Linked DNA regions of Homo sapiens: all the other regions are linked to region 1. The links are chromatin loops, found by intact Hi-C in ENCODE. Cell type or tissue: heart left ventricle. All regions are shown on one strand. Region 1 overlaps CPEB2 (cytoplasmic polyadenylation element binding protein 2). Region 2 has its middle 4.5 kb from the start of CC2D2A. Region 3 overlaps C1QTNF7-AS1 (C1QTNF7 antisense RNA 1). Region 4 overlaps LINC00504 (long intergenic non-protein coding RNA 504). Region 5 overlaps C1QTNF7-AS1 (C1QTNF7 antisense RNA 1). Region 6 overlaps FBXL5 (F-box and leucine rich repeat protein 5).

What was found. Hi-C counts contacts between places; a loop is a spot of excess contacts. Peaks named below come from ENCODE experiments on the same cell type or tissue, not always from the same donor. Only the 100,000 strongest peaks of a DNase experiment are listed, where the experiment ranks them.
Region 2: it touches region 1 in a loop (3-fold over the local background); 17 of 110 quality-filtered maps call a loop at or near these places.
Region 3: it touches region 1 in a loop (4-fold over the local background); 3 of 110 quality-filtered maps call a loop at or near these places.
Region 4: a loop joins it to region 1, with 2.7 times the contacts of the local background. A loop is called at or near these places in 26 of 110 quality-filtered maps.
Region 5: it touches region 1 in a loop (4-fold over the local background); 12 of 110 quality-filtered maps call a loop at or near these places.
Region 6: a loop joins it to region 1, with 7 times the contacts of the local background. A loop is called at or near these places in 39 of 110 quality-filtered maps.

The regions. Positions count from the first base shown.
Region 1 is chr4:15,004,266-15,008,265 of GRCh38, forward strand. It overlaps CPEB2 (cytoplasmic polyadenylation element binding protein 2), which reads left to right. Exons shown (of 12, transcript NM_001177382.2): 1 at 1-70; 2 at 3,040-3,321. It overlaps C1QTNF7-AS1 (C1QTNF7 antisense RNA 1), which reads right to left. Exons shown (of 6, transcript NR_125911.1): 5 at 2,206-2,305; 6 at 677-892. Among named protein-coding and RNA genes, the nearest start is that of CPEB2, 3.8 kb to the left of the region's middle. RefSeq lists a silencer at 55-654 and an enhancer at 96-662. In heart left ventricle, a CTCF peak has its summit at 2,362; DNase peaks (open chromatin) are centred at 16, 406 and 816; H3K4me3 peaks cover 3,442 bases; H3K27ac peaks cover 2,362 bases.
Region 2 is chr4:15,463,411-15,467,410 of GRCh38, forward strand. No RefSeq gene overlaps it. Among named protein-coding and RNA genes, the nearest start is that of CC2D2A, 4.5 kb to the right of the region's middle. In heart left ventricle, no CTCF peak of the experiment used is centred here; no DNase peak of the experiment used is centred here; H3K4me3 peaks cover 549 bases.
Region 3 is chr4:15,194,758-15,198,757 of GRCh38, forward strand. All of the region lies in intron 2 of C1QTNF7-AS1 (C1QTNF7 antisense RNA 1), which reads right to left. Among named protein-coding and RNA genes, the nearest start is that of CPEB2, 190 kb to the left of the region's middle. In heart left ventricle, a CTCF peak has its summit at 2,447 (motif pointing left); no DNase peak of the experiment used is centred here.
Region 4 is chr4:14,840,087-14,844,086 of GRCh38, forward strand. All of the region lies in intron 2 of LINC00504 (long intergenic non-protein coding RNA 504), which reads right to left. Among named protein-coding and RNA genes, the nearest start is that of LINC00504, 46 kb to the right of the region's middle. In heart left ventricle, no CTCF peak of the experiment used is centred here; a DNase peak (open chromatin) is centred at 1,985; H3K27ac peaks cover 2,146 bases.
Region 5 is chr4:15,412,974-15,416,973 of GRCh38, forward strand. The region is part of intron 1 of C1QTNF7-AS1 (C1QTNF7 antisense RNA 1); the gene reads right to left. It also overlaps a transcript of C1QTNF7 not described here. Among named protein-coding and RNA genes, the nearest start is that of C1QTNF7-AS1, 13 kb to the right of the region's middle. In heart left ventricle, no CTCF peak of the experiment used is centred here; no DNase peak of the experiment used is centred here; H3K27ac peaks cover 1,911 bases.
Region 6 is chr4:15,648,020-15,652,019 of GRCh38, forward strand. The region is part of intron 1 of FBXL5 (F-box and leucine rich repeat protein 5); the gene reads right to left. It also overlaps a transcript of FAM200B not described here. Among named protein-coding and RNA genes, the nearest start is that of FBXL5, 5.3 kb to the right of the region's middle. RefSeq lists a silencer at 639-738. In heart left ventricle, CTCF peaks have their summits at 2,135 (motif pointing left) and 2,339; no DNase peak of the experiment used is centred here; H3K4me3 peaks cover 124 bases; H3K27ac peaks cover 723 bases.

The sequences.
Region 1 (4,000 bases):
GCTCCAGCAGCAGCACCAGGCGGCGGCCGCCGCCTTCCTGCAGCAGAGGAACTCCTATAACCACCACCAGGTACGGCGGGCGGCGGCCTGGCCGCGCCGCGGGACCGGGAGACCATGGGCGGGGGACGGAGGCGGGGGCAGGGCAGCCGGGGACCCGACCTTAGCCCCGAGAGAAGCCGCGACGGGGGCCACTCGCCCAAGTGAGAGTGGAACTGAGGGCGGACAACCGTGACAGGACTCGGAACCCCAGCCCCCGGTGGGTTGGGAGGGCAGTGGCCACCGTGGGCTGTGGGGGCGTGGGAGACGAGTTCGCGCTGGGAGCCGCGGCTGGCCGGGCGCCCCCTCGAACGTCCCGGCGCAGCAGTGGGGACTGGGGCAGGGGCCGAATAGCGCCGGGGCCGCGGGCGGCCGGGCGCGGCGTCTCAACCCGGCCCTCCTAGCTGGCGCACCCCGGGATCCGCCCTGTGCCCTGGGCCTGGAGGGCCGCCGCCCCGGACCCCCGACGCGGGGAGGCGCGGCGAGGACCGGGGGCTGGCCGGGGGCCTCGGAAGAGCGGCCGTGGGAAGTGAACTTGGGCAGGGGAAAAATGATTGCTGGAGAAGGTGCGTGCGGAGGAGCCCAAGACTCTGTCTCGCTGTCCAATGAGGGAAGGCGGAAAGGCTTTTTTTTTTCTTTGGAGTTTGTTTATTCTTATTTGGCCGGCGGTGATCTCGCCTTGAAGCCTCAGCCCCTCGGGCGGTCAGTCGAGCCGCTCCCAAAGCTCCGCCCGATCAACCTGCTGGCAGCGCCGCACCCTGGGCCGCCGGCCCAGGAGGGAGTCGGGAGGGAGCGGCCGACCGCCCTCCTCGCAGGACCTGGTTCCCGCGGGGCCGCCTCCTTGGCTGTCACAGGACTGGGAAAGAGAAACTGTTAGTGACCGCTCGGGTTCAAACCGAGATATCCCACGAATGTCTTAGTTTCTGTGCTTTTCAATGTTGGGGTCATGTTTTGTGGGTTTTAAGACAAAACTGAACTTGGATCTGGGATTGGTGTGTTTCCTCGTAGACTTTCGGTACATTTTTTGGTTGCCTTAACCTTCTACAAGGGAATATGTGGGCCGTGTGTATTTTAAGTAGGTAATATTGTGAAATGACACTGGGCAGAATTTTTATTTTCCGGATCTTTTTTGATTCAAGATCTTTTTTGTTATTCCCTCAATACAATTTTTGGGTGACCGCTAGATTGGTAAATTGGCATTGAAAGAGTGTCTTGTTGGTTTTGAATCTTGTTAGCATTTGTTGCAGAGTTCATTCTGTTTAAGTCCATTTTCTATTTTCGTGATTAAGGATTGACAGAGACGCAAAATATGACCTTAACCCCATAACTTTTTCAGTTGACCAAAGTTTTCAAGGATTAGTCTTTTTAAAGTGAATATTATCTAAATTAACCCAAGTGAAAGTTAACAGTTTATCTAAGTTAACCAAAGTGACAGTGAACAGTTTTTGTTGAATCACTGATTTCTTTCTTAGAAAAGAGAATGTGGCCTATGAGGATTGAAAATAGGGATTTTGAAATAATGTTCCACTTTTTCATGATTTTTATAACCCTCAGCAACTGTCTTTTGTGTCTCAGGATCTTCATTTTGTTATCTGGAAACTTGCCCACAGAAAATTATCTGTAGGTAATTTTGTATTTACTTAAAGTTGTGGTACAGAGCGTTGGAAGAACATATACCATGATCCATATTTAACTGTAATTTGCTTTTGGACAAAAGATGGGTCTAGCCATGGAGTGTGAGAGGTCACACAGCTTTCATATGGAATTTTAGATCACTGGAAGATAACTTTGAGCATTAAATCATTTAATAAGGAGAGTAAGGCCCTCAAGAATGAAGTGGTTTGTCCATGGCTCTGTAATTATGCTTTGGACCTCTGTGGAAGAGGAAAGAGTAATAATATACTCATGATTATGTTAGCATTTAAAAGTGTTTAAAAATTGGTGCTGTAGATCAGGAGTTTCTCTTTTAATTGTCTTACAAAAAGCAGGTTCAATTTTAAGAGAACCATATTTATTTGTAGTAACTGTATGGTTCATACTTCTTTAGCTACATCTTAACACCAAAGTATTAAAGTATAAACTTACTGACAGTAGAATTACCAGCAATGAATACTTCTTAAAAAAAAAAAAAACCCAAAACTACAATTATTAGCGTTTTGATGGATTTACCATTCTTTGATGATTTGACTTGTCTTGCCACAGGTTTGAGATTAGGATGTAATTTACTTTTGAAAATGAATCAACTTGATGGAGACTTGTATCAAGATCTCTAGTGGAATAATCAAAGCATATAGTTAATTAGCAGTATACCTCAGTGGATCCACCTATGGGCAACATCAGATAATTGCTTCACAGTTTATGGATAATTAAGTGAAATAAAAACAATTAAGACAAACTATGCTAAAACTGGAATAAAATGCCTTAACAGTTAAATAAACAATGCAGAAAAATGACATAGTTTCTATACTGTCCTTATTTCAAAAGGCGATTTTAATTTGTACAAGAGTAATTCCCACTTTTGTAGTAGTGCAACTTGTTTTGGAAACATAAAGTCTATATATTTCACTTGTATGAGTAGGATATTTTAATTAACAAAGACCATATTTTTAGTTGTGTGCCTAGCATAATTAATATGGTTGCTTTAAGATCACCATGTATGTTATATCTTTAAGAATCTTCAGAGTTAATTTCAATTTTTTTCTTCATATTTATCATGTATACAGTTATCTCTGAAGGATAAAAAGGAACTGCATGGTTCTATTTTAGTAACTGTCATAAAATATCATGATATTTATAGTATACAAGAAGATGAAAACTTGACCAGCATCAAATATGATTTCACATAGAAAGATCTCAAGACTGTTACTTTTATAACCTAGAAAAGATGTATTCTTTTGCCTTTATATATTTCATTCATATAAATTCTTAGGTCTGAAATTTGAATTTGAATTTGAATTGTAAATTCTTTAAATGCCGCAATTTAAATAGCTATGTTTTCCCTAGCCTCTTCTGAAACAGTCTCCCTGGAGCAACCATCAGAGCAGTGGCTGGGGCACTGGAAGTATGTCCTGGGGAGCAATGCATGGCAGAGATCATCGTAGAACCGGAAACATGGGAATCCCAGGAACTATGAATCAGATATCTCCATTGAAGAAACCGTTTTCTGGTAATGTCATAGCACCACCGAAATTTACTCGCTCAACTCCATCACTGACTCCAAAATCTTGGATTGAAGATAATGTGTTCAGAACAGACAACAATAGTAATACACTCTTACCCTTACAGGTAAGAATGGTATGTAAATGACCTTATCTCTAATGTTAATCTTTCAAAATAGGGAGTTGGGTGGTGGTGGTAGTGGTATGCTAAAATTAACATTTTTTGAAATAAAGTTTTAATTTTTAAGCATGTAATTTAATTAACAAAGGTTAAAATATCTATACAGAGAAAATTGAGAATGTAAAATAATTCTCTAAACACGCAATGGAAAATAAGCTTAGTAAAACGTAGAAAAACCTTTTGTATTTATTAAATACATACTGAAGCTTTCAATTAGCAGCTCTTTAAGAATGCTTTAATTTATAAATTCTAATGGGCCACCAAAATTTGTTTCTCCTTTAATATAGCTAAGCTAATATGTTCTGTAATTGTAACTGTTCTTAGAATTGACTATAATTGGCTGTATATATATTAGAATATACTTAGTACAGCTGTGATTGTGGCAAAATAATATTAGGGCTTTTTTGCATCTAATTTAAATTTATCTTCACTAATTCACCGATTATTTTTTCTAAATGTGGCCTAATACGTTGATTAGACTTTTTTTTTCTTTCAGTATTTTTATTATTTTCTTGAAGTTCCCTTATGGCTATTGCAAGTGAGGTTTTTGTTTTGTTTTGTTTTTTTCTTAAACCTTTAGAGGATGGAATGAGGATTTAAGATAGAGCTTTATTTTTTGTTTTCT
Region 2 (4,000 bases), 460 kb after region 1:
GATTCTGGGAGACAGGAATTTGAACAGAGCACAGCTAGTTCATTTATCTGTGCTCCACAATGTCTGGAGTCTTCACTGAGAGAACTTGAACCTGAGGAGGCAACTAAACAACTTGGGGCTAGAATCATCTGAATGCTTGTTCACTCTCATGTCTAGAGCCCTGGCTAGGACAACTCAGACTAGGACTTCCAACAGAGTGTGTATGTGTAGCCTTCCCATGTGGCCTGGCTCCCTCATAGCATGGTGGCCTCAAAGTAGTCAAACTTCTCACATGGTGGGTCAGGGCTCTAAGTATAAAAGTTTGGGCAAATAACATAGAAACCACATCATCTTTTATGGTTTAGCCTCCTGATTCAGCCAGGAAGCCAGCATCACTTCTGCTATACTCTCTTGGTCAATAGAGTTACTAGTCCACTCAGTTACAAATAGACAAAAGATAGACCCCACTTCTTGATAAAAGGGGTGCCAAATAACTTGGGGGTTTTGTTTATAAAGCCACCATAAAGGCATACCAAGATAGAGCACAGGATGTTTATTATTAGGAATAATCAAAGGAATATGACCGAAAGTCTATCAGAGTTTTAAAATAATAAAGAATATTTTGAAATACCTTATGTCAATCACTTTAAAAAGAAAAAGGACAATTTCCTAAAAACATATAATATACTAAAACTGAAATAAGAAGAAATGTAAAACCTAAATATTTTGGTAGGGAGTAAAGAAATTGAGTCTGTGGTCAGAATTCTAGTTACAACCACCCACACCCATATACCAGTTCTCAAAAAAAGATATACAAATGGCCAATACGTACAATGGAGCATGATGCTCTACATCACTACTCATCAGGGAAATGCAAATTAAAACTACAGTGAGATACCACTTCATACCTTCTATGATGGCCATAATTTAAAAAACTAAAAATGGCCAGGTGCAGTGGCTCACATGTGTAATGCCAGTACTTTGGGAGGCCAAAGGCAGGCGGATCACCTGAGGTCAGGAGTTCAAGACCAGCCTGTCCAAGATGGCAAAACTCTGTCTCTACGAAGAATACAAAAAAAATTAACCAGGCATGGTGGCAGGTGCCTGTAATCCCAGCTACTCAGGAGGCCGAGGCGGGGGAATAGCTTGAATCCGGTAGGCAGAGGTTGCAGTGAGCCGAGATCGTGCCGCTGCACTCCAGCCCAGACAACAGAGCGAGGCTCAGTCTCAAATAAAATAATAATAATAAAAAAAACTAAAAATAACAAGTGTTGGCAAGGATGTGCAGAAATTGGAACCCTTGTACAGGGCTACTGGGAGTGTAAAAGGTGCAGCCACTGTGGAAAATAATTTGGCAGTTCCTCAAAACTTAAACAGAATTGCCATACGATCCAGCAATTCCACTTCTAGGTATGTACCCAAAAGAATTGAAAACAGATACTTGAACAAATACTTTTAGGCAAATGTTCACTGCAGTATTATTCAAAATAGCTAAAAGGTGGAAACAACCCAAATGTCCATCAGCAGATGAATGGATAAACAAAATGTGATCTACATATACAATGGAATGCTGTTCAGCCTTAAAAAGGAATGACATACTGACATATGCTACAACACAGATGATCCTTGAAAACATTATACTAAGCAAACTAAACAAGACACAAAAGGACAATATTGTAATAATCCACTTACATGAAATATCTAGAATAGGCAAATGTATAGAGACAGAAAGTAAATTAAAGTTTACCAAGGGGTAATGAGGGAAGGGAGAATGGGGAGTTGTTATTTAATGGGTGTAGAGTTTCTGTTTGGAGTGATGAAAAAGTTTTGGAAGCATAGTGGTGACAGTTGCACAACATTGCAACTGTGTTAAAAACTATTAAATTATACACTTTAAAATGGGTAAAATGGCAAATTTCATGTATACACATTTTACCATAATTTTTAAAAAACTTATTAGACCCAGACAATTGTATAGACTTCACAGAAATGATAAAGCTATTTTTACTTGAACTGTTACAAAGATGAGTGAGAGAGAAATATTAGTCTGCTTTTTTTTTTTTTTTTGAGGTTAGACTATCCTTTATCCTAAAATGAGACAAGAACAATACAAGGCTGATCTCAGCTAAGAACATAAATGCAAAAATTTCTAGAAAGTGGTAATTAAATCCAATATTAATTTTTGAAGTATCTTGACAAAATTGAGTGTATCCCAGGAATGCAAGCACAATTTGACATTAAAATGCCTGATAATGCAATTCTCTACACTAATAGATGAAAGAATAAAAATAATATTTAATTATCTCAAAAGATGTAGAAAAAAGCTTGTGATAATGTGATTCAACATTTATTCTTGATGAAAAACTCTTTAGCCAACTAGGAACACTTAACCAAAAGAATGAGATTTTTGTGTTATGATTTAAAATAAATTTGCTAGATTCATTTATTTTGCTTACATAAGAACTTTTGCAAGTAATGGTGTTTTGCAATGATACTTTTTAATATTTTTGGAACTTAAGAAGTTGTATGATTCTTATGAATTAGTTCAGTATTAAAGATCAAAGAGGACGTGCCCAGCTAGCTCTGTTGGCAGACCATGAGACTTTTAAAATATCAGGGAGGTAATAATCAGACGGTTAATTAGCAAAAGAGTGGTGAACAAGTCCTTCCTCTCATGGCAGCTGACCATTTCAAGTAGATAATCTCTTACGGTAAACATTCATATTTTTCTTCACTTAATAAACCTTGCAACATTTACTATGTGCCAGGACTGTCCTAAGTGCTTCACAATTATTAACTTAACAAATTTCCTAACAACTCTCTCTGGAATAGTTACTATTATTAAACCTCAGTTTCCTACAGAGAAGGAAACTGAAACCTAGAAAGGTTAAGAAAGTTGACCGAGATCCCTCAGTTGTAAGACAGAGCATTCAACTTCTTTCTCTCTCCTCTCCTTCTGGTACTGTACTGGATATGGTGGACCTCATCAATTTCTCCCTGTATCTTTTACCTACTCTTTCCTATTTTCAATATCTCTGTGCCACATTTCAATTTTTTAAACCTATCTTTTGCATCTCTTCAGCTCTCTCATCTACAGTTTAGCACATTCTTTGACTTTTATCTAAATTTGTGACTGTATTATTTATTTCTAAAAGTTCTATCTGGTTACTTTTTGAATTTGTCTGATCTTTTTGATAGTGTCTCACTCTTCTTTCATATTTTCAAATCCTCCTTGTATCTTCTTGAATATTTGGTCATTGTTATTTTTCCACTCTCCATCTGATTATTGTATTGCAAGAAACTCTTGAGTATCTAATAGTGTCCTCTGGTTTGTCTGTGGACTCTTGAGTGTTTCTCTTCTGTTGTCTAATTTTGGGTTGTGAGCTCATCTTCCTCTGTGTTTATTTGTGGACATCCTGAATTGTCCAATTGAAGGTGTGTTCCTCCAGAAAAGTTTTGTAATAACTTCTGCCTGGCACCCCACGGGGATACAGTAGACAGAGGCCACTTTTTAAAAGTTATCACTTAGGGGCCTCCTAAAATATATAAGGAGCATAAATAAGACAAACTGCATGGTGCAAACCAATGGTTGTAAATTCTTCATATTTTTCTCACCACATGCAGAATACAAGCCAAGACAGACAAGTTTTCTTATTGTCTTCTTTTACCAGCACGAGATAGTAGATTGTCCCCTTCAATTGGAAAATACATTATTTCATACAGTTGTTCTTGTATTACTCCTTTGGTAAATTATACTTTTCCATTTTCATGGTTCTCTCTTTTTATAACTACAAGCATTAAATTTCCTAGCCTGAGATCCTTTAATGTTTTTTGTAATGCTTTTCTGTAAGGGCAATATGCTAGCTTTGTCATTGGAGGATCCAGAAATGTCAGTATGTAGGGTCTGTGCTTTATAATCATTCAGTTTTTCCAGAAAATAATTTTCTACTTTCTCCAGTTTTGTGCAGGTAGAGGTAGGATGGGGGAGCCAATGGCATGTTCTTGATTGTCTAAGTTCTTG
Region 3 (4,000 bases), 190 kb after region 1:
ATTTTCTGTGTGTGTTGACCTCTAAATTCTTTTTGTGTTTATTCATGTAACAATTACTTACTGAGCTATGTCTTAGTTTGGAGTATCCAGCATCAGATGCAGAGATCAGAGTGTGTATGAAAATGATCAGAGAACTCCCATGGAGGGATGCATGGTCTATTGATGACCCAGCTTCTGCCCTTCCAGACCCACCTCCACATCAATGGTGAGGACAGGCTGCTTGTAGGCCAGCGGTTGAAGACAGCGGGCACCCATATAGGCCCTTTCCTATGGGACACAGGACTCCTCAGGTGAGTGACTTAAGTTCAAGAGTCTGATCAGCCTGGTCAGAACTTTCTTAGGACTGCAATGCAATCCATGACTCTTCCAGCCCAATCCTCCTGCCTTCCCACCTCCTCACAAGGGCCAGATCAGCATCACCGTCTGAAGACTCCCTGCCTACCCCTCACCCTCCCGTTTACCCAATACACGTATTCCCCCAATGGGTTCCTTACACATTTGATGTTCTTTGGCATTTCTTCTCAGAAGACCCAAACTAATACAACATGCCATCCCAAAAGCACAGTGAGGGAGTGGGGAAAAGAGGCAGGGAAGAAGAGAGAGGCCACAGAGAATGTTGACAAGGCTACCTCTGTGGGCAACTCGAGGTTCAGACCTCCCCAGAACCTTCTGAGAAACTGCATGGAACTCGCCTCAGAATTCTACCCCTAAGCAGCAAGAAACCTGGAGTGTTTATTCACAACTCCTGTCCCTCCATGAGTGAGGGTCACTCCCGGGCATTAACTGGCTTGCACTCCCTGGCTTGCTACATCACCTTGTCAGGGGTGACCCTGGTACTGGGCCAGGAAGTCTGACTCCAGAGCCTAAATTCTTAACCACTAAGCCATGCCCTTCAAATTTATTACATTTGAAAGTTTGAATTTAAAACTAACATAGCATCTATCAGCTACTTTTTTTTTGTCCCCAATTAAGGAAAATTTGGCAATAAACATCTTTCTTACTAAAATATTTTATACAGCTGGGCGCGGTGGCTCACGCCTGTAATCCCAGCACTTTGGGAGGCCGAGGCGGGAGGATCACCTGAGGTTGGAAGTTCGAGACCAGCCTGACCAACATGGAGAAATCCTGTCTCTACTAAAAATACAAAATTAGCCGGGCATAGTGGCGCATGCCTATAATCCCAGCTACTTGGGAGGCTGAGGCAGGAGAATTGCTTGAATCCAGGAGGCGGAGGTTGCGGTGAGCAGAGATCGCGCCATTGCACTCCAGCCTGGGCAACAAGAGCGAAACTCCATCTCGAAAAAAAATTGCTAAAATATTTTATACTAGTAAAGTTGTCAATCTATCCAGCTAGCTGATAGAAGACCATGGCCTCTTACTCACTGTGTGACCTTGGGTAGATGACTTAACCTCTCTGTGCCTTAATTTCTTTATGGATCAAAAGCAGGTAACAGTCTGTCTTGCTGACTTTACAGGATTATTTTGAAGACCTTCAGAGTGCACGCTTATGAAACAGCTTTGTAATAAACTGTTAAGTGCCTTCCAAGTGGAATGGATTATCCTTCTTAGATAAGCTTGAACTTTCTCCTTCCCTGCTCTGCTCTACTTCGGAAACAAACGCATACACTGGCCACTCTGGCCTTCTCCTATCCCTGACCCCACAATGTTATAGGAGTTCTCCTCTGGTTCCTCCTCTGGTTCCAAAACCAGTTTCACAATCTCAACAGCACAAAATGTTTCATTCTATTCCAGTATAGCTTAGATAATATAGATAAGAATCTGTAATTCATCCTTCCTTGATCAATGTTCTTGACTGTTTCATGCTTGCCTGAACACGGTCCATTCAGTTGTAAAGCCAGAGGCTTAAGAACAATGAATGGTTTCAGAACTTTCTCATGTCAGTTAGGCAGCTTTTTCTTAATTCTCTCTTCCTAAGGAGGTTTCTAAAATCTTATTGGGTCATTCACCTCTTTGAGACTCTTATGAAAGGCAAGGCTCCTCTCCTTGGGAAAAATAAAAAATAAAAACATAAGCCTGTATACACACAGAGACCCACAGCCCCCAAGCCCTCACCACTCCCCAGCATACATATAAATTAAGTACAATTTTGTAGGTACTCACAGCCCTCCGAAACCTATAACTGAAGCTCCTTGGTAAAACATTTGCTCTCTGATGTCAGCTAGATCTAGTTTTACATACTGGTTGTATGTAAAATAGCTACCAATAATGCTGGCACACAGTAAGTATTCAATAAATAAGAGCTGTTTTTATCATTAATGTAACATTACCTTCTCCGGAAACATTACACAGTCCTGGGAAACGTTCAAAAAAAAGGGCTGGGCAGTTTCAAACAGATGGGACCATTTTCTAAAGAGAAGAGGTTTGCTTTAAACCTGGAAAGAGGCTAGTGTGTTGGTTCTCCCTCTGCTGGCCTGAGGTTAACATACATTCTTTGTTTTGATTGTGGTGAGTGTCCATGTACCCTGGGGAGAAGAAAATGGGGCCAGAGGTGGGAGATGGGCAGCTGGGGAGGTCATGGTTAGTTCTAAGCCATCGCGCATACTGGGAAAGCTAAGGACAGGGAGGATGTCTAACCCTTTGTTTATTATTCCCCAAATACTGTATTTGCTGAGCAAATGAGTATCTGTTATTAGGAGGCTTCATGACAATGAGATGAATGAATGAGATCCAGCCCTACTCACAAACCCTGGCCTCATCATCAAAAAGTTTGCCTTCACTTCCAGACTTGGAGTTATAGTTGAAATATGGGGACTCTGGATAATGGTTAAGAACAAGAGCTTTGGCCTCTGGGCTCCAGCTCTGCCCTTATTAATGGAGGGAATGATTTACTGGAACTTGAGCTCCCTGAGTCTCAGTTTACTCACCTGTAAAATAGGCGTAATAATAGTCCCCACCTTATGAGTATTAAATAGTATATCAGGTGCTTAGTGGAGAGTCTAGCAATAAAACAAACTTAATAAGTGGCAGATATTAGCATTATTTTGATTCTAACATAGGAATAGTATTTTAAAAGCCTTTAGTACATTTAAAATTCACAATAATCCTTGCTTGTTGTATGAGGTCAAAACACTTGAACTTGCTAATATTCAGCCACTTACAAAACCAGCAAATTTTCATATGGTTTAATGTAATAGAAGAATTGGAAAATTCATAATAAAAATAGAAATTATGCATAGTACCGCCATCCAGAGCTACACATTTGGGTGTAAGCTTCTGATATCTTGTCTATCTGTAAATAAGTCATGCTAATATGAAGTAGGAGTGCAATCCTGATCAGATCAGGTTTTCTAAAAATCCAGTCGGACTGCCAGGTGATCAAGGAGCAGTCAAAATGTCCCCCAGAAGATGCCAGGGTAATGGGCAGAGCCTGCGGACAGGAGAAGGGCATTGTTAACATCCACCGTGCTCGAGGGAGACCCTGGGTGTTCTGTTCAGTGTCTATACAACCCTTCCTGTAGCAGCACCCTCTGCCTGTTAAGGGCAGACTGCTGCCTCAGCAGATACACTTGGCCCTGGCAGCGAGGGATACAGCCTTGACAGGCGATTTCATCGGCTCCTTAGAGATGAGATAAATTGTAGCTTTGACTTTATAATTTCCCAACCACTTTGGGTAATCAGGGTTTCTGCTAGAGCACAATGACTTATTAGAGTAAAACCGTGGTAGGGTTAAATCCACCATCTCTCTTTATTGTCCCAAGCTTTTTGCCAACATAAATAACTCCTAGCTATTTTTGGAATGGAGATGTAGCTATCAAGCTGTGCACGGCCTAGCAAGGCTTCGTGATGCATATGAAAGCTTTCTAAATGTCCTGCTGCTCCTGTTAAGAGGGTAGAGGAGGCTGGGCCCAGAAGGGCCTGCTCTTTTCGTCTTCTGGTCCTGGAGTTGTTGAAACTCTTATTGATGCAGACACAGATTATCAATTGTCCTGTCACTCCCCATGGAGACTCTTTTCCCATTACTCCAAGTTAATGAAATAGT
Region 4 (4,000 bases), 160 kb before region 1:
AATGGGAGAAAACTTTCGCAACCTACTCATCTGACAAAGGGCTAATATCCAGAATCCACAATGAACTCAAACAAATTTACAAGGAAAAAACAAACAACCCCATCAAAAAGTGGGCAAAGGATATGAGCAGACACTTCTCAAAAGAAGACATTTATGCAGCCAAAAGACACATGAAAAAATGCTCATCATCACTGGCCATCAGAGAAATGCAAATCAAAACCACTATGAGATACCATCTCACACCAGTTAGAATGGCAATCATTAAAAAGTCAGGAAACAACAGGTGCTGGAGAGGATGTGGAGAAATAGGAACACTTTTACACTGTTGGTGGGACTGTAAACTAGTTCAACCTTTGTGGAAGTCAGGGTGGCAATTCCTCAGGGATCTAGAACTAGAAATACCATTTGACCCAGCCATCCCATTACTGGGTATATACCCAAAGGACTATAAATCATGCTGCTATAAAGACACATGCACAAGTATGTTTATTGCGGCACTATTCACAATAGCAAAGACTTGGAACCAACCCAAATGTCCAACAATGATAGACTGGATTAAGAAAATGTGGCACATATACACCATGGAATACTATGCAGCCATAAAAAATGATGAGTTCATGTCCTTTGTAGGGACATGGATGAAATTGGAAATCATCATTCTCAGTAAACTATCACAAGGACGAAAAAACCAAACACCACATGTTCTCACTCATAGGTGGGAATTGAACAATGAGAACACACGGACACAGGAAGGGGAACATCACATTCTGGGGACTGTTGTGGGGTCGGGGGAGAGGGGAGGGATAGCATTAGGAGATATACCTAATGCTAAATGACGAGTTAATGGGTGCAGCCCACCAGCATGGCACATGTATACATATTTAACTAACCTGCATATTGTGCACATGTACTCTAAAACTTAAAGTATAATAATAATAAAAAAAAAAGACTGAATAATTAATGAAGGATGAAAGTTTATTTGGTTCGCAATTCTGGATGCTGGGAAGTCCAAGAGCATGGCACTGGCATCTGCTGAGAGTCATCCCAAAGTGTAAGGGAAGTGGGACAGAGAAGGCGAGATGGACCAGACTCACTCTTTTTATCAGGAACTTACTCCCCCAATAACTAACCACCCCCACGATAATGACAATCATCTCTTCAGAGCCCTAATGGCCTAATCACCTTTCAAAGACCCTACCTCTTAGTACTGTTACAATGACAACTAAGTTTCCAAGACATGAACATTTGTGGACGCTTTCAAATTACAGCATTCTGCCCTTGTTCCCTAAAATTCACGCCCTTCCTCTCACATGCAAAATATATTCATTTCATTCCAATAGCCCCCAAAGTCTAAACTCAGTCAAGCACCAACTCAAAAGTTCAAAGCTCAGAGTCTCATCTAAATTAAATACGGGTGAAGCTCAAGGCATAATTCATTGTGACACAAATTCCCTCCAGCTGTGAGCCTGTGAAATGAAGCAAGATATCTACCTCCAAAATATAATGGTAGAATAGGGATAGGATAGACATTCCCATTTCAAAAGGGAGAAACTGGCAAGAAAAGAAGGGTAGGTCATTCCAAGTAACTCCAAAACCCAACAGGGAAAACAAAATTAAGTCTTAAATTTGAAGAATAATCTCCTTTGACTCCTGAATCCTGAACACACCTGAGCATGGGTTGGGACCTACGCAGTTTGCCTATGCTGCTCTTACTGGTTGGAGTCTCATGCCTGAAGCTCTCCCAGACTAGCACTTCACATTGGTAGCTCTACAGATCTGCGGTCTCAGGAATGACCCCAATTCCACCACTCCACTACATGTTTCCCTACTAGAGACTATCTGCAGCCGCTCCAAACCCACGTTTCCCCTGGCAATGCCCTAGTAGTGGCTCTCTGCAGTGCCTCCACCCCTCTGACAAGTAAATACCACATGATATAAGAGGGAGTGTGAATGCTACTCCCCTGGGAGTGGCAGCCTGAGTCACACCAGGGGCCACTTGAGCCCTGGCTTGGGCAGCTGAGAAGCGCTGTGCCGAAATGCAGAGTGCAGAGTTCTGAGGCAGTCCTAGGAATGAATCTGTGGAGGGCATCCCAAACTCATCCCCTGAAACCATTCTACCCTCCTAGAGCTCTAGGACTGTGATAAGAAGGCAGCCTCAAAAATTTTTGTAATGAATTCTGGGTCCTCCTCCCATTGTCTTGATGAGTAGCACCTGGCTTTCTTCCAACGACAGAAATCTCTTTAGCAAATGTTCACTTGGCCACATCCTTAGTATTCTCTCCTGAACATTTTTTTTCACTCTTTACATGGCCAGGTTACAAATTTTCCAAATCTTTCCATTATGTTTCTCTTTTAAATATAAATTTTGCCTTTAAGTAATTTACTTACTATCATATCTCACTGTGTGGTTAAAAATAGCCATGCAGCAGCCTGAATGCTTTGCTGCTTAGATATTTCTTCCACCAGATATCCTAGTTGATCACTCTTAAGTTCCACATTCTATAAAGTCCTAGGTCACAGACACAGTTCTGCCAAGGTCTTTCCTACTTTGTAAAAAGGATGGCTTTTATCCCAGTTTCCAATACCTCATTTCCCATATGAGACCTCAACAAAATGGCCTTTACTGCCCCTATTTCTACCAACATTCTGGTCATGACCACTTAAGTAATCTCTAAGAAGACTCAAACTTTCCCTAAAGCTCTTCTCTTCTTCAGAACCCTCAACAGAATCACCCTTAATTTTCCATTCATGGCAATACAGGCTTTTTCTAGCCTCTGCCCATTATCCAGTTTTAGATTTTTGTTATAGCAACAACCCACTCCTGGTACCAATTTTGTCTTAGTCTGTTTTCTGTTGTTATAACACGATACCACAGACTGGGTAATTTATAAAGAACAGAAGTTTATTTGGTTATAGTTCTGGAGGCTGAGAAGCCCAAAAGCATGGCCCCGGCATCATGGCCTAATCACTTCTTAAAGACCACACCTCTTACTACTATTACAGTAGCAACTAAGTTTCCATCATGTTCAAATCACAGCATCCACACATATCAAGAGGTCTTCTTACTGGCCACAGTGAGAGAAGACTTGGTACAATGTAGGGAAGTACTTGGCTTCCTGTAAGCTTAATAAAACACCAGTTTTATTTTATTAAAGTGAGTCCTCAAAGCAATGCCAGTTACTGGCATTTTTAAAAAACTTATCTGGGCCATATAATAAGCTACACTGTCATTTCTCTCTTGTATGCTCAGAGTTTAATCTGTCACTTGGTAGTTGTAAAAGAGCAAATGAAGAGGTAGCTGTAGGATTTCCAGTATGTTACTAGTGTCTGTGTGACTCGCTCCAGGCTTCTTGCTTTCATAGCTCTATTTCTCAGTCTTTTATCTCACAAATGAAAGAAGGTAGGCCAAGAAAGATGTTCTACCTTAGTCACATCTAAAGGGTAAATCCATTGACTAGTTTTGAGGGATGTCTGATACATGTCAAAAATCCTAAAATTGTCTAGCTATTATTGAGGGCCAGGAACTCTAGCTTGGTTAGTCCTCTCAAATGATTTTCAGAGTAGGTTAGCATCTCATTTTAAGGAGTAGAGTTTGGGTATGTCATGAAAGTGTTTATGGGAGGCCAAAACACTAGTAAAATAATTTTCATCTTGTTTGTGATAGCTAATATTTCATCACTGCATACTATTTGCCAGACAGGGTCTTTCATTTATGGAATAAATATTTATCGAATACCAGTTATGTGCTAAACAACAAGACAAACCAAATGCTCTGCATTCATGGTACTTGCATACTGGTCAGGGAGACAAACAATAAACAAAACAAATAATAAGTAAATTATAAGTTATAGAATAATAAAGGTTACAGAAGAGTAAGTCATTGAATAGGAATATTACATGCTAGTTACAGGGGTGCAATTTGAAATAGAGACCAGGGAAGTCTTCCCTGAGAAGCTGACATTTGAGCAACATTTGATAGTGAAGCTAAGGATATTTACCT
Region 5 (4,000 bases), 410 kb after region 1:
TCTTGTCTGCAAAACAGAGATGAGAAAACTGAGGTTCAGATCCGTTATAGAATTCTCTTGGGAGTTGCACCACCCAGGTGGCTCTGACTTCAAAGCCCAGTTAGTGTCCACTGTAGCAAGATAACCAACACCAAATTTGATCAAAATGAACAGCATATTTTAAAGACATCAAGCATCGAGGATTGATAGTTACAGAGGCAGTCTCCTGCACACAACCTCCATAGCCATCCTCTGTGTTCACATCATGTGCTTCTACCACCTATTTCCGTGGTTACCTATCTATGTTTTTATTGTCATCTCTTCAGAAGGTAAGGACCTTGTCTGTTGCTGACTGCTATTGCACTAGCTCTGAGTAGAGGCCAGGCACCTAGTAGGCACTAAATAAATGGTTGTGTAAGAAATGGATAACACTCCTTTGACCCGGAGATAATCGAGGGGAATAAACCCAACCACTTGCAACATGGATGAGATGCTAAAAATTGGCAAACTCTCCAAAAAGATTTCTTAACAGCCAAAATAAACAGCAATGAGTCCAAGTTAATGCACAATCTCTTTGGAAAACCCTGTGAGACCCAATCTAGAGCTCGTATTCCCTCTTTAAAAACTGATTTCTAACCAATTTGTTGAGCTCTTTACTGCTGTACTTTTTGCTAAAAGGAATATGCTTCAGTTGTAGTTAAAATTAAAAAGGAAGATTAACTTTCTAAAACACATGAGCCACAGAAGCAAGGTAACAGCAAATACAATAGCATTCAAAAATGCATCAGCAAAGTTACAGCCTCTGTGGATGGAGACAAGGATTCAGAGAGACTGACTGATTGCATTTCTCAAGTTGACAACCACAATACCGCGTGATCCTTACTCAGCCCCTACAAAGAGGGTCATCTCAGTTTTTAGTTCCAATCCTCTCAAACACAAATGTAACTGGAGAGAGCAACCTAGAGTCAAAGAAACAGTATTTTTTCTTTCATGTATATGGAACATTGTCATCACAATGTGTATTTAATTGTTTTTAAATTTTGACTCTGCACACAGGTATAATGGGCACTATCTTTTTGATTCACACTTAGACCTCAAGCGTTCCTCACTCATGGCAGCTATTCACTTTGTGTCGATTTATGTCTCTCCTAGAGTTCTGTATGCTTCTTCAGGGCAGATAAATAGTTTAATCATCCTTGAAGCTCAAACTTAATGATTGGAAGCTATGTGCTGAATGAATAAATAAACCATTTATTATTTTAAAAATTCATGATCATTAAGAATTTCAGAAAATACAGAAAGGGAGAGAACAACAAACAAATCTGTGATCATAACATAAAACAAGTAACATTTCATGATATTTCTTTCTGGTCTTTTTTAATGTAGAGGGTTTCTTTCTTTTTATTTTTCTCCTTACAAAATCATATGCACACATTTTCTGTCAGGACTTTTACACACACTATAACCTAAGCATTGCCCAATGACATCTCATAGTTCTGCAGCTTGATTAAAGCTAAAGAACACACTAATAGGGCTTTGGGGGTACAAACACATTTTCTTCCATTCAACACATTATTAACTCTGGTGTGACAAAAAGAGAGTTCTGCCTGCATCTCGGTGGTTATAAATCAGGCTTCAGTTCCCCAACCTGACTAGAATATCCGTTTGTTTTGCTTCCTTTTCTATTTAGAATCTGTGACCTAAATTTAGAATCTCTCCATTTCTCCTCAGTGTGATAAGCAGAAACAGCCCTCAAAACTCTCAGTAGAACCTTCCAGCAAGAATCCTTTGGCAAAACATAGCATCAGTCACTCTGATTCTAGAGTTGTTCTATTTTTTTTTCTATTAAAGTAAATGTTTTCATGAACTCACAAAATGTGTTAGTCATAGCCATCATAGAGTTCCAGTTGATGATTAAAAAACAAACTAGGTTTGGGATAAAATTCAAGATGCCTTCCTTACTCCAAATTTGTTCTTAGTCAACAGAGAATAGAGGCCAATGCCTTGAAACCAAACATATTTTTATGAAACCAAACATCATAAAACATGAGTGCGCATACCCTTACATCACTCAGACCGCTAAGATTAATAGACATGCTGAAAGCATTTGCTTCACACTTGCTCAACTGAACAAATACATCTTTTCACAAAACAAGTCCAAAATCTTGGCCATTCCCAAATGTCTAAAATCCAAGACTCTTTGCTTTCAAACTCCTCAATGAGAAAGCACAGAAGGAGAGAATTCAGATCATTAACCAGGTGTTTAAGGTTGGCACCAGGAAGAGAAGGAGCTAGAGTTGTACATTGAGGAACCAAAAAGATAAGAAACAAAAGAGGAGGAGGAGGAAGAGAAAATACATGAAGAGAAATATTCAAAGACACTCTTTTACATTATCAATTATTTATTTCTTTAAGAAAAAGGACATTTATTTTCATCCACACAAGATATTGTTCGTTAGATGAGTAGAGCAAGTTTGTTTTGTTTTTATGTAGCATTTATTGACTTGTTTCTAAGACCAAAGGAATATGCTTATTTCCCATTGAAAAATAGTTGGAAAATACAATAGAAATAAAATTAGAAAATACAAATCACCCATAACCTCTCTGTATAGCAATATGGCTACATTAATATTTTGGTATTGGGCCTTCTCTTTTTTTTATTTGATGCATATATATATATATATATTAGAGATGGGTTCTCACTATGTTGCCCAGGCTGGTCTCAAACTCCTGAGCTCAAGCGATCCTCCCACTCTGGCCTCCCAAATTGCTGGGAACACAGGCTTGAGCAACTGGCCTGTATGTATTATTTTTAAACTGGAATAAATGTTACAAACCAGAGACACTATTTGGTAGCCTCCTTTTTCCCTTAAGCAATATGATAAAAAATATTTGCCTTTGTCATTAAATGTTATTTTAGTACACAGATTTTTAAGAACTGCAAAACAGTCCTTTTGTTGATGTGCATTGATTTAACTAATCTTTAATTATAGAACAAATCATTTATAACATCAAAAAATGTTACACTGTGATTAACAGTGTTGTACATAGAGCTTTGAGTACTTTTTAAAAATTGTTGTCTTCAAATTACATCCTAAGGGTGAAAGTGTTGGGGAAAAAGGGTTTGCACGATTTTCAGACTCTATGTATATATTTGCCATATAAATTTTGCACTCCTAAAAGTTTATATCACTTTATATTTGCAAGAACAATCTATAAATGTGCCTGCTCTTTAATTGGTTTTAATTTTTTGCATCTTTACCAAACTAATAAGCCATTAGAAATTATTTCATTTGCTATTATTCATTAATTTATTGAACAAATATATATCCAGCACTTTCTACATGCCAGGCTCTGTTTTAGAACTAGAGGCACTACCATGAACATAGGCTCTGGCACTGGGCAGACAGGGTTGGAATACCAGCTCGGTTCAACTCCCTCTGTTACCTTAGGCATGTTCCTCATTTGAGATTCCATTTCCTCCACTACAAAGTGCAGGCAAACCAACCCCCACTTAGAGGTGATCCTGAACGCTGACCATGCTGACACGTGCACAGTGCCTGGACCAGGCAGGATACAGGGGCCTCTCAGTAGGGTAGGTTCCTTAGCTCCCCTTACCTGTAACCTGGGCAACCACTCACTAGAGGCACCAGCTGTCTCCACGATACTCGACCCTGCCTTGATTGTAGGGACTCAGTCCTTGACCCTGAAGTGCTCTGATGTCTCAGACAACCCCTTTTCCATCTGAGGAAAGACAGACTAATTGTAAGAAGCCAATTTCTGCAGTTTGTTAGATCTCAGGTTAGCATTGCATTATTGCATTGATTCTAACATAGGAACTGTGGCCGCAGCACAGCAAATTGAGTCTCATGACCTTGAAGTCCTTCCTCTTATGTTAAAAGTCAGAGGCTTCAGTTGAAAGAAAAATCAGCTGAAGTGCAGCCAACAGCCAACACTACCTTCTTGCTTGTCTATTGCATTCTCTCTAGTCTTAGCTTTATTTCCCTATACAAAAGATTTT
Region 6 (4,000 bases), 640 kb after region 1:
CAGTTACTTTTTTATTTTTTAGAGACGGGGTCTCACTATGTTGGCCAAGCTGGTCTTAAAGTCCTGGCTTCAAGCGATCCTCCTGACTCAGCATCCTGAGTTGCTGAGATTATAGGCACAAGCCACTGCACCTGGCTACCTGTGATAATTTAATAAGTTAATATAAAGAACACAGAATATAAGCCCTACCTAGGCATCTGTAAGGCTTATTTAGTAGGCTTTTCTGTTATTAATTCTGTATTCAGACCAAAATAAAATATCATTAGAAAGGAATTGGTACAGCCATTATGGAAAACAGTATGGAAATTCCTCAAAAAATTAAAAATGTAATTTTCATAAGTTCCAGCAATCCCATTCCTGAGTATATGTTCAAAGTAAATAAAATTAGGATCTCTAAGAGATATCTGCACTCCCATGTTCAATGCAGCATTATTCATAATAGCCAAGATATGGAGCCAACCTGAGTGCTTGTCCACAAATGAGTAAAGAAAATGTGATATATACAATAAAATATTATTCAGTCATAAAAAAGGAAATCCTGTCATTTGCAACAACATAGATGAACCTGGAAGACAGCTAAGTGAAATAAGCCAGAGACAGAGAGATAAATAATGTATGATCTCACTATATATGGAATCTAAAGTAGAACTCACAGAAGCAGAGAATATGAAAGGTGGTTGTTGGGGCAGGGGATGGAGAAAATGGGGAGATGCTGAAAAAAGAACACTAACTTTCAGTTCTAAGATGAGTACGTTCTGGGGATATAAGGTACAGTATGGTGACTATAGCTAATAATACTGTATTATGTACTTGAAATTTGCTGAGAGTACATCCTCTGTGTCTTTACCACTCCCACACAAAGGGTAATCGTTTGTGGTGATGGATGTGTCAATTTGATTTTGGTAATCATTATACAATGTACATGTATATCAAAGCATTGCATTGTACACCTTGAATATATACAATATTTATTTGTCAATTATACCTCAATAAAGCTGGGAAAAAATGATCAACAGATCAACAGATCAAGTTAAATTCTTGGTGGAGAATACAAAATATTTTGTACAACAGGTTGAAGAAATAAGATTTTTATCTATATTAAATCCTCAACATGTTTGTTGATTTGATGAAGTGAAAACAAAGCCAAAAAAAAAAGAGCAACAGAGAGAAAAGTCCTTAAAGATACTACCCAACTCAGTTTTTCTCCACATGAAAAGTGCAAACATTTTTAACCCGGTACCTAAAGTTAGTAAATTTAGCAGTTAAAAGAATAACCAGGGCCGGGCACAGTGGTTCACGCCTGTAATCCCAGCACTTTGGGAGGCCGAGGCAGGCGGATCACAAGGTTAAGAGATCTAGGCCAACATGGTGAAACCCCATCTCTGCTAACCTCTACTAAAACTACAAAAATTAGTTGGGCGTGGTTAGCACACGCCTGTAGACCCAGCTACTCAGGAGGCTGAGGCAGAAGAATTGCTTGAACCCGGGAGGCAGAGGTTGCAGTGAGCCAAGATCACACCACTGCACTCCAGCCTGGAGACAGGGCAAGACTACGTCTCAAAAAAAAAAAAAAAAAAAGAAAGAAAGAAAAGAATAAACAGAATATACACAATTTAACTTTTTTGAAATCTGTTTATATAAATAGTTTTTAAAATTGTTTGCCTTCACATATAGACTTTATGGAGAAAAAAAACCTGGACACTAATGGTTCTAGGACATACGGAAGGAAGCCAATGATGTGTGAGAAATTACCCTAGTGTTTTTATATATTTAATTCTTAAAACAACCTAAAAAGTAGATATCAAAATCCTCATTTTACAGACTAACAAACAGAGTCTCAGGAAGAAAATTTACCCCACATCATACAACTAGTGAACAACAAAACCGAGACCAAGTCCCTAAAACTCTAACATCTATGACTTTTCTACATACACAATGTTAGTCCCATTAATAAAGCTATCTTTTCAGATACAAGAGAGTAAATTGTCAGAAAGAACACTTGCTCTAAAGCAACAGCTCTCACCAAGGCAGTAATTTTGCCACCCCACTACCCATCCCCCAGAGATAAAAGGCAAGATCTGGAGGCAGTTTTGGTTGTCACCACCGGAAATGTACTACTGACACCTAGTGGATAAAACCCAGGGATGTGGCTAAACATCCTACAACGCACAGGACAGCCCCCATAAAAAAGAAATCATCTGCCTCAAAATGTCAATAATGCTTTGGTTAAGAAATGTTGCTCTAGAAAACTGTTTTTCAAATACTGTTAACCATGACCTTCAGTATGAAATATAGTGCAATCCAGATTCACACGCATCACAAACACTTCAAACAAATTTCAGGGAACAGTATTTCCCTCTCTTATCTGTGATGTACTCTAGTATTTACTTTTCGGTTTAAATTTTTAATGCTGTTTCGGACCCACAAAAGAGATTTATGACCTACTACTAATAGGTCACAGGACACATTTTGAAGAGCACTCTTCTACAGTAAAATATAAAGGTTCCTAGTGACCTATAAAGTTATATACTCTGATGCCTCACAAATTCAACAAAGAACTTATATATATAAAAGGACGCACATAATTAACAAATAGTAACATGATATCTTCCACATTTTAAAAGGATTTATAACTGACTTTCTTTTTTTTTTTTTTTTTTTTTTTTGAGACAGAGTCTCACTCTGTCGCCCAGGCTGGAGTGCAATCGCCAATTCCAGCAATTCTGCCTTAGCCTCCTGAGTAGCTGGGATTACAGGACCCCGCCACCATGCCCAGCTAATTTTTGTATTTTTAGTAGAGATGAGGTTTCACCATCTTGGCCAGGCTGGTCTTGAACTCCTGACCTCATGATCCACCTGCCTCGGCCTCCCAAAGTGCTGGGATACAGGCATGAGCCACTGCACCCAACCTATAACTGACTTTCTGTCTCAGACATTCTACAGTGATAAATCAAGTATTACAGCCTGGTTTCAAACTGATTCTCAAAAGTGGTATGTCACTTAAAGACGATACAGTACATTCAAAAATAGATAAGAAAACGGCATAACAAAAACACATATATTATTCCCCCAAATACATTTTTACTTTGTCTACTCACTCAGACAATGCTTTAATTTAATCAAGGGAGACTTATACTCAGTGAAGAAACCTTAGTAAGTAGCTGATCAAATTTACAGATGGAAAAAATGATGACCCACAGGTAAACTGTTTTGCATAAAATCATAGAGCTACCAATAAGTAGCAGAACTAGTAAGGTAATGCAAAACCCATGGGCTTCCGAAGGGGAAAAAAAATCCTAAGATTAAAATTCAGGCTCTACTAATTACTAATTGAATGAGTTGGGTAAGTTACTTAACCACTAAGACTGTTTCCTCAACTTTAAATGAAGGATAATATTTGGCTTAAGTAGTTCGTGAAGATTAAAAGAAACAATGTAGACATGTAGTAAGAACTCATTAAATTCCCTTTTCCTTCTTCCACAGGTCTCAATTCAATATTTTCTCCACTAAGCCAATCTTCTCAAATGCCAGTCAATAAATTGTTACAGGTATGCAGAAAAATGGCGGAGGGGGGAAGGAAAACTGACAATAAAGCTATACTCACTCATTTTTTAAAAAAGGATATATTCAAATTACTCTAAGCTTCTTCCCACTTAAGAGTTTTGGGTCATAAAATGTCCTATCTGTATAAATAAATGTATAAATAAATTCTTTCATAAAAGTAAACAGCACTTTTAATACCCTTACCTGAAAAATTTGGGCACACCTTAAGGCCTCCACCACTTGAGTTTTTAATAACTGGTTTATATATAAGCCTGGGAATCTCTGAACTAACCACATCCTGACAACCACAGCCTACTCTTCTCTCAGAAATCAATTCAAAGAGACCACTCCTGACACTTTAATGTGGAGCTGACCGTGTAACTCCCTTTGCTCCCACTATACCCTATTTGGATTTCCATCCTAGCATAGATGTTATTACATACTGGACTGTAAACTT